Regions from separate parts of the Homo sapiens genome. Here region 2 is linked to region 1. A link is a contact called in ENCODE Hi-C or POLR2A ChIA-PET data. All regions are on one chromosome and are shown on one strand. Each heading gives the region's core, a stretch centred on a gene start or an enhancer-like site at or near the end of the contact. The rest is flanking DNA. Distances are from core to core; before and after follow the strand shown. Region 1 overlaps PBX1 (PBX homeobox 1). Region 2 overlaps PBX1 (PBX homeobox 1).

The links. A loop is a pair of places that touch in the nucleus more often than their neighbours do. ChIA-PET counts read pairs that join two places held with the same protein, here RNA polymerase II (POLR2A). Pooled maps may share reads with other maps.
Region 2: a pooled map shows a loop between it and region 1 (3-fold over the local background). The contact joins two enhancer-like sites. A Hi-C loop is called at or near these places in 1 of 168 maps with a recorded cell type or tissue (PC-9) and 1 of 50 pooled maps. POLR2A ChIA-PET finds 5 or more read pairs at or near these places in 3 of 52 experiments (BJ, H1 and PC-9).

Annotation. Positions count from the first base shown.
Region 1 is chr1:164,621,593-164,624,593 of GRCh38, reverse strand. The region is part of intron 2 of PBX1 (PBX homeobox 1); the gene reads right to left. Among named protein-coding and RNA genes, the nearest start is that of PBX1, 64 kb to the right of the region's middle. Within about 2 kb of position 1,458, at least 4 of the 41 ENCODE cell types and tissues checked have a DNase peak (open chromatin) inside an H3K27ac peak, as active enhancers do.
Region 2 is chr1:164,682,045-164,685,045 of GRCh38, reverse strand. All of the region lies in intron 2 of PBX1 (PBX homeobox 1), which reads right to left. Among named protein-coding and RNA genes, the nearest start is that of PBX1-AS1, 91 kb to the left of the region's middle. Within about 2 kb of position 1,550, at least 3 of the 41 ENCODE cell types and tissues checked have a DNase peak (open chromatin) inside an H3K27ac peak, as active enhancers do.

The DNA of each region.
Region 1 (3,001 bases), core at 209-2,708:
GACAATGCTTGGTATGTGCATGAATTTACTAAACCTTTTTAACAACTTCAAGGCTCCCTCAGGGTCCGTGGCCCACAAATTGAGAATCACCATGTTAGAGGAAGAAAGATACCAGCTGAAGGAATGCATGCCTCTAACCAATTCTTTCATTGAGAGAAAATGACATTCAAACAGCTGAATGATTTTACACATACCACTCCTTGTTTTACTCCTACCAATACTATCAAAATGTTGATAGACACAATACAGATTATTTCTGAGCTTACATGGTCTTGATTGTTGGTTTATAACACAATAAAACTTCTTTTTGGCACAAGAACCTATCTTCTATGTGTACCTCTCCCATTACAAATTGCAAGTAAGGATGTTGTGAAGAATAACATAATCAAAATAACATTTCTAACAAAGATATACCAGTATGATCAATGGCAACAGTAGCAATTGCTTAAAAAACATCAGTAAATAATTCTTCAGATACAGTTAGCCCTGTGGTTTTAGGACAGTGGAATGATGACAAGACAGCAATGCTACCTATAAGAAAGATTGACCCTCACGTTAAGTGTACACACAGGCATTCACACCCCCAATACACACTTCCTCCTTCTATCTCCCTGTCTGATTTCCACTCATCCATTCTCAGCTCCTGTTTGTCTGAGGCCACATGCAACTGGATTTGTCAAGCCCCCTTTTCACAACTTGTTGTCACAGTCCATTACCAAATTGCATATAGTTATATATTCCACTAATTAGGCTTCTAAAATATCATTAACATGTCTCTTGATCATTAGCATAACGTATGAGGCGACGTCGTTAGGCACGACTCGAGTTTGTTAACGTGGTAATGAAAGGCACAAGGCAGGCTCTGCAGGAACCAAGAAGCACAGAGAAGTGGGGAATATCCAAGCACCAAGATGCTAGCCACAAAGGCATAGACAGAGACACAGAGAGACAAAGGCAAGCACAGAGAGGAGATGCAAGGCACGAGGAAAAGGCAGAGAAACACAGTCAAAGGAGTGCATCAGTAAGCACGACTTTGGCAGTGAGATGGCTGCTTGGGCGTAAAAAGGTGAAACCTAATGCACCCACTCCCACCTGTGTGGGAATTAGACCCTGGCAAGGCTCTAAGCAGAAGAAGCTTTAAAAATTTCCTAGACAAGAAAAAAATAAAATTCAGAAATCTCCTTCTTTCCTGCCACCTAACACATGGTGCACACGGGTGTGCCCATCTCCCCCATTCCCACACCACGCCCTCTCCAGCAGTGGCTACAGAAGACTGTGGGCAATTACCTGGGGGTGACGTTCTTCGATTCCCTATCAGGCCCTTTATTAACATGCTGGTAGATATCTCTATCTATCTATATACACCGCATTAGTCATGATCCTCTTGTGTGTAACGAGGCGGGGCTTACCTCCAGAGATTATAGACATGCTACATCTAGAGAAGAGAGAAGGAAGGAAAGCACATAAAAAAGATGGCAACTGGCCAGGCGTGTTGGCTCATGCCTGTAATCCTAGCACTTTGGGAGGCCGAGGCAGGTGGATCACGAGGTCAGGAGTTCAAGATCAGCCTGGCCAACACGGCAAAACTCAGTCTCTACTAAAAATACAAAAATTAGCCGGGTGTAGTGGCACGTGCCTGTAGTCCCAGCTACTTGGGAGGCTGAGGCAGGAGAATTGCTTGAACCTGGGAGGCAGAGGTTGCAGTGAGCCAAGTGCACTCCAGCCTGGGCGAAAGAGCAAGACTCTGTCTCAAAAAAAAAAAAAAAAAAAAGATGGAAACTGTGTGTATGTATGTATAGCAAGCATGTGTCAGTGTGTGTGTGTGTGTGAGCACACACCAGCAAAGTGGTTGTGGGTTGTGATTTCAAACAGCTGGTTAAGCCTGGATTCCATATTTCATAGAAGTGTTTCTAAATATATCTATTAGGACTCACAGGACAAGAAGATAATGAAGTGCTTGGCTCAGGAAAGTGGCCAAGTACATGATGGGTAGAGAATTCAAAGGAGTTGGGGGAGATGAGTTAACAGCATGTGCACATCAAGTGCTTAATTCATCCTGAACAAGGAAGCACTCAGTCCGAGTGAGCTATACCTTGGTCACAGGCTGAGGGCATAGGGAACAAGCAGCCTCAGAAACAATCAGGAGAACCTCACTCATCTAGTCATTACGATAGAAAAAGATCAATCCAGAACTTTGGAGTCCAAAAATCCTGCTAGTCTTTCAGCACAGAGATTCTAGGCTAACCTCTGTGGACTTGACATTTCACACAGATCCACCGGAAGCATCCTAGGCACTCACAACAGTGCGGCCCAGAGAGAAATGTGGCTTCCTTGGAACAGCTTCACAAGAGACAACGCTGGGAACAGAGGCCTGGCAACCCGCTGTTTTACACCAGCTCCTTCCAACAAGACGCCTTCTCCTACCTAGTGATCACTTCCAGCCTAGCCTTGCCTCCTGGGCCCACACGGAAAGAAGAGTATACTCAGCATTTACAAGGATTACAGCCAATGTCAATGCAGAAGAGAGGCTGGGTAAACTTAGATGGTGCCTAAATGGAAGTATTTCCTATACCCTCTAGCTTGTCTGACACCTGACTTGACACATCAAAAGCTATGCAACCAGGGTTCATTTACAGGGAGGAAGAATCAAAGTTGCTTGGTTTTATAGAACGTATTTAGTGTGAAAGATGGGAGCTTTTCTTCTGGTCCTAACTTCTCATTCTTAAGGAAGATGGAAGTCAAATTGTAGAAAAAAAAAATCTACCCAAATGCCTATTCGATGGGCAGACTCAGGAATCATCCTCTGTGCACTTGGAACTCTTACATTATGGAACCACAGAAACCTTTCTGTTCAGGTATGTCCATTGATCCTTTTCTCAAAGGAGTTAAGAAACTCCATTGGCTAAATGTGCACCCTGGACGTGAATGATTCTTAATTATGGCCAAAAAGATAGACTGTGCAACAAGAGGGATGGCCTCTTGTTTCATGATTATTTCAGTC
Region 2 (3,001 bases), core at 301-2,800, 60 kb before region 1:
AATCAGTAATTGGTTCTTGTAATTTATGTCTAATTCCTAAGGTTGTGGTGAGGATTACGTGAGGTAACATATCTATAAGTGAATTTTCTTTTGCTTCTTGCTGAAGTTCCACACACAAGACTAAGTAGTTCTTAACCATAAAACGTTATATAAGGTTTATTTACTTTCAGTATTATGGAAATGAGTGCAAGCAAAATAGGATTATATTCTGTAAATATATCGGGAGGGGAACAAAGAAGTGCTATCGTCAAACACAGTGCCCCAGATCTTTTTGCCAATACAAGGTGACATAAGGACTCTGTCTCAGGAACCTCATGGGAAAAGCACTCCCTTCCTTTTTAAGTGATTTCTGAAAGCAGAGGGTGATAATTCTCTTTTCATATTTATTATCCTCAGGAAGTAACTTCTTCATGTATCTTGATGCTCAGAGAGGTCATTTGGGTCTATGAATCTAGAACACTCAGAGAAATATCTAAATACAGTCTTTTCAGTGAAAGGACTGGTCAAAGAAGAATCCTGGTCTGCCTCAAATACCTGAGATCCCTATTTTCAGTGTATTATGGCATCTAAAATTTTTAAAGCATTTTTTTAAGCCTGCTTCTCAAAACTTAGGGAAAGCAGTAAAGCATAGATTGCCTTTTATCTCCCTCAGTTTTTCAGAATTCATAATGCATAAGAGAGGTCAAAGAATAAAGACTTCTTTTATTTCTACAATGCTTTCACAAAGTGTCCAGAAACAGGGAAAACATGATGATAATGTTACCTGCCAGAGATAGGTAAGATCTATCTACAGATATACCTACAAAATGCAAACAAGACCCTTGAGCTTAAGGAATTCACAAGGATATTCATAAGGCTGCTTTAAAGGTAAGCATAGCTGTTAGATATTCTGTACATAAACAGGAAAGAAATCTTTAGAATAATTACAGGCTGGGCGCAGTGGCTCATGCTTGTAATCCCAGTATTTGGGAAGGCCAATGCAGGAGGATCATTTGAGGCTAGGAGTTCAAGACCAGCCTGAGCAACATACTGAGACCCCTTCATCTCTATGAAAATCTAAAAAATACATAAAATTAGCCTGGTGTGTTGGCACATGCCTATATTCCCAGCTACTCAGGAGGATTGCTGGTGCCCAGGAGTTAGAGGCTGAAGTGAACTATGATCACGCCACTCCACTCCAGCCTGGGTGATAAGAGTGAAATCCTGTCTCAAAAACAAAACAAAACAAAACAAAACAAACAAAATCCAATAAATCTTAAAGTGATCCCTCATCAATACTGAAAAAAAAAAAAAAAGACTTCACACAACACAAGCACATCTCAAAAGCAAAATTTGACAGTAAGTTTCTGGACCATGTTCAGCAGTCAGTCCTTAACTAGTTTATTCTAAGATGGGTCCGCATTAAAAGTGAGAGTGTGTATGTGTTTTGGAAGGTGGGGTGGTAGTTCCTGACACATTAACAAGGTGATACAGAAGAAAGACTTAGATTCCATTCAGATGATCTGGTTTTGAAAACCAGTTCTACCACCACCCAAGTAATCTTAGGCAAGGCACTTAACCTCCTGGAGCCTCAGTTGTCATACATAGGAAGATTAATGACATGTACCTGGCTTATCTCCTTTGTTGCGTAAGTCAAGATAATAAAAGTGAAAGAATATGGCCTGTTAGAAGAATCGCTGGGCTTGAAATCAGAGAGTCCGGGTCAAAGTCTTATTTTAGACACTTTCTAATGACCTTAGGCAAATTCCTTGCAATTTTGGGTTTCTTCTTCTGTAAAATGGGGCTATTTCTTCTGTCTCAGGACATACCACTTGGGATCAAATGAAAACACCTGATATGAAATAAGGAAAGCTATACACCACCACACAAATCTGAATGCTATTGACTGATACAGGGCCATGCAAATACAGGATGTTACTGTTATCTGCTTACTAATACATATCAGCAGCTTTGAGTTTTCAACCAAAATTTGATGATGGTTGTAGAATCACCACTCTCTTGGAGGCTTTCTTTCCCTCCATCCTCTGCGTCAAGACATGCTTAGTAAATAGCTTTCCACATCAAAAAACTCACAGCCTGGGTTCTGAGCAGTACTCGCCTATGGGAAAATAAGCAGAATGAAAGAAAAGGGCCTGACAACTCTAAGAGCTGCTCTGCCCTTGCAAGGATCCCATCTGCAAGGAAGGGAGGTATGAGGGGAGCAAAGGAAGAACTCCTTCCGTCGGCACAAGTTGTTTCCCAGGGACGAACTCTGATCCATGACGGGACTCTGCAATGGCAGCAGCCACAGGTTTTATGTCCCCGAGCACAGTGGCCTGATTACTCAGTTACCAATTCCATCAGCAGCCTGAGGAATGAGGTTGCTATTTAACAGTAGAAGAAAAATAAAGGTAGAACCTAAGGCCTGGTGATCCTTAGGGCACATAATTAGTTTCTCTTTTTTTTTTTTAAGTTGAAAGTATCCAGTTTATGGGTACAGTTAAGAGTTAATAAAAACAGCAACTATTAAATGACTAAAAGACATCATTCCTAAAATAAAAGCTCCTTGAGGTCAGGAGGTTTGGTTTTGTTTTCCTTATTTTGTTTACTGATGTATTCCAAGAACAAAGAACAGTGCTGGCATTCAGTAGATGCTCAATAAGCATTTACTCAGCAGACGGATGGATGAGCTGATGAACAGGTTCTTCCCGTGGGTTCTGGAAGAGCTGTACCAAAACCAGGCTTTTTTCGAAATACCTGCAAAAAAAAGTGGATGATTCCAAATCCAACTGAAGTGTCTGCTCTCTCTCCAATTCAGAACAACCAGAAGGGCCTGTCTGAATTAGTAATGCATTAAAGAAAAGTAGGATTATTATATTCCAATTCTTTCCATCAGATGTAAAACATTATTGGTAGATCACATCTGTTTTAATAAATCTGTAAGAAAGACGTGTAATTATAATTATGTTACCATTGTATGTAAATGGCATTTTAACAAGACATATTAATACATTTTTATAGA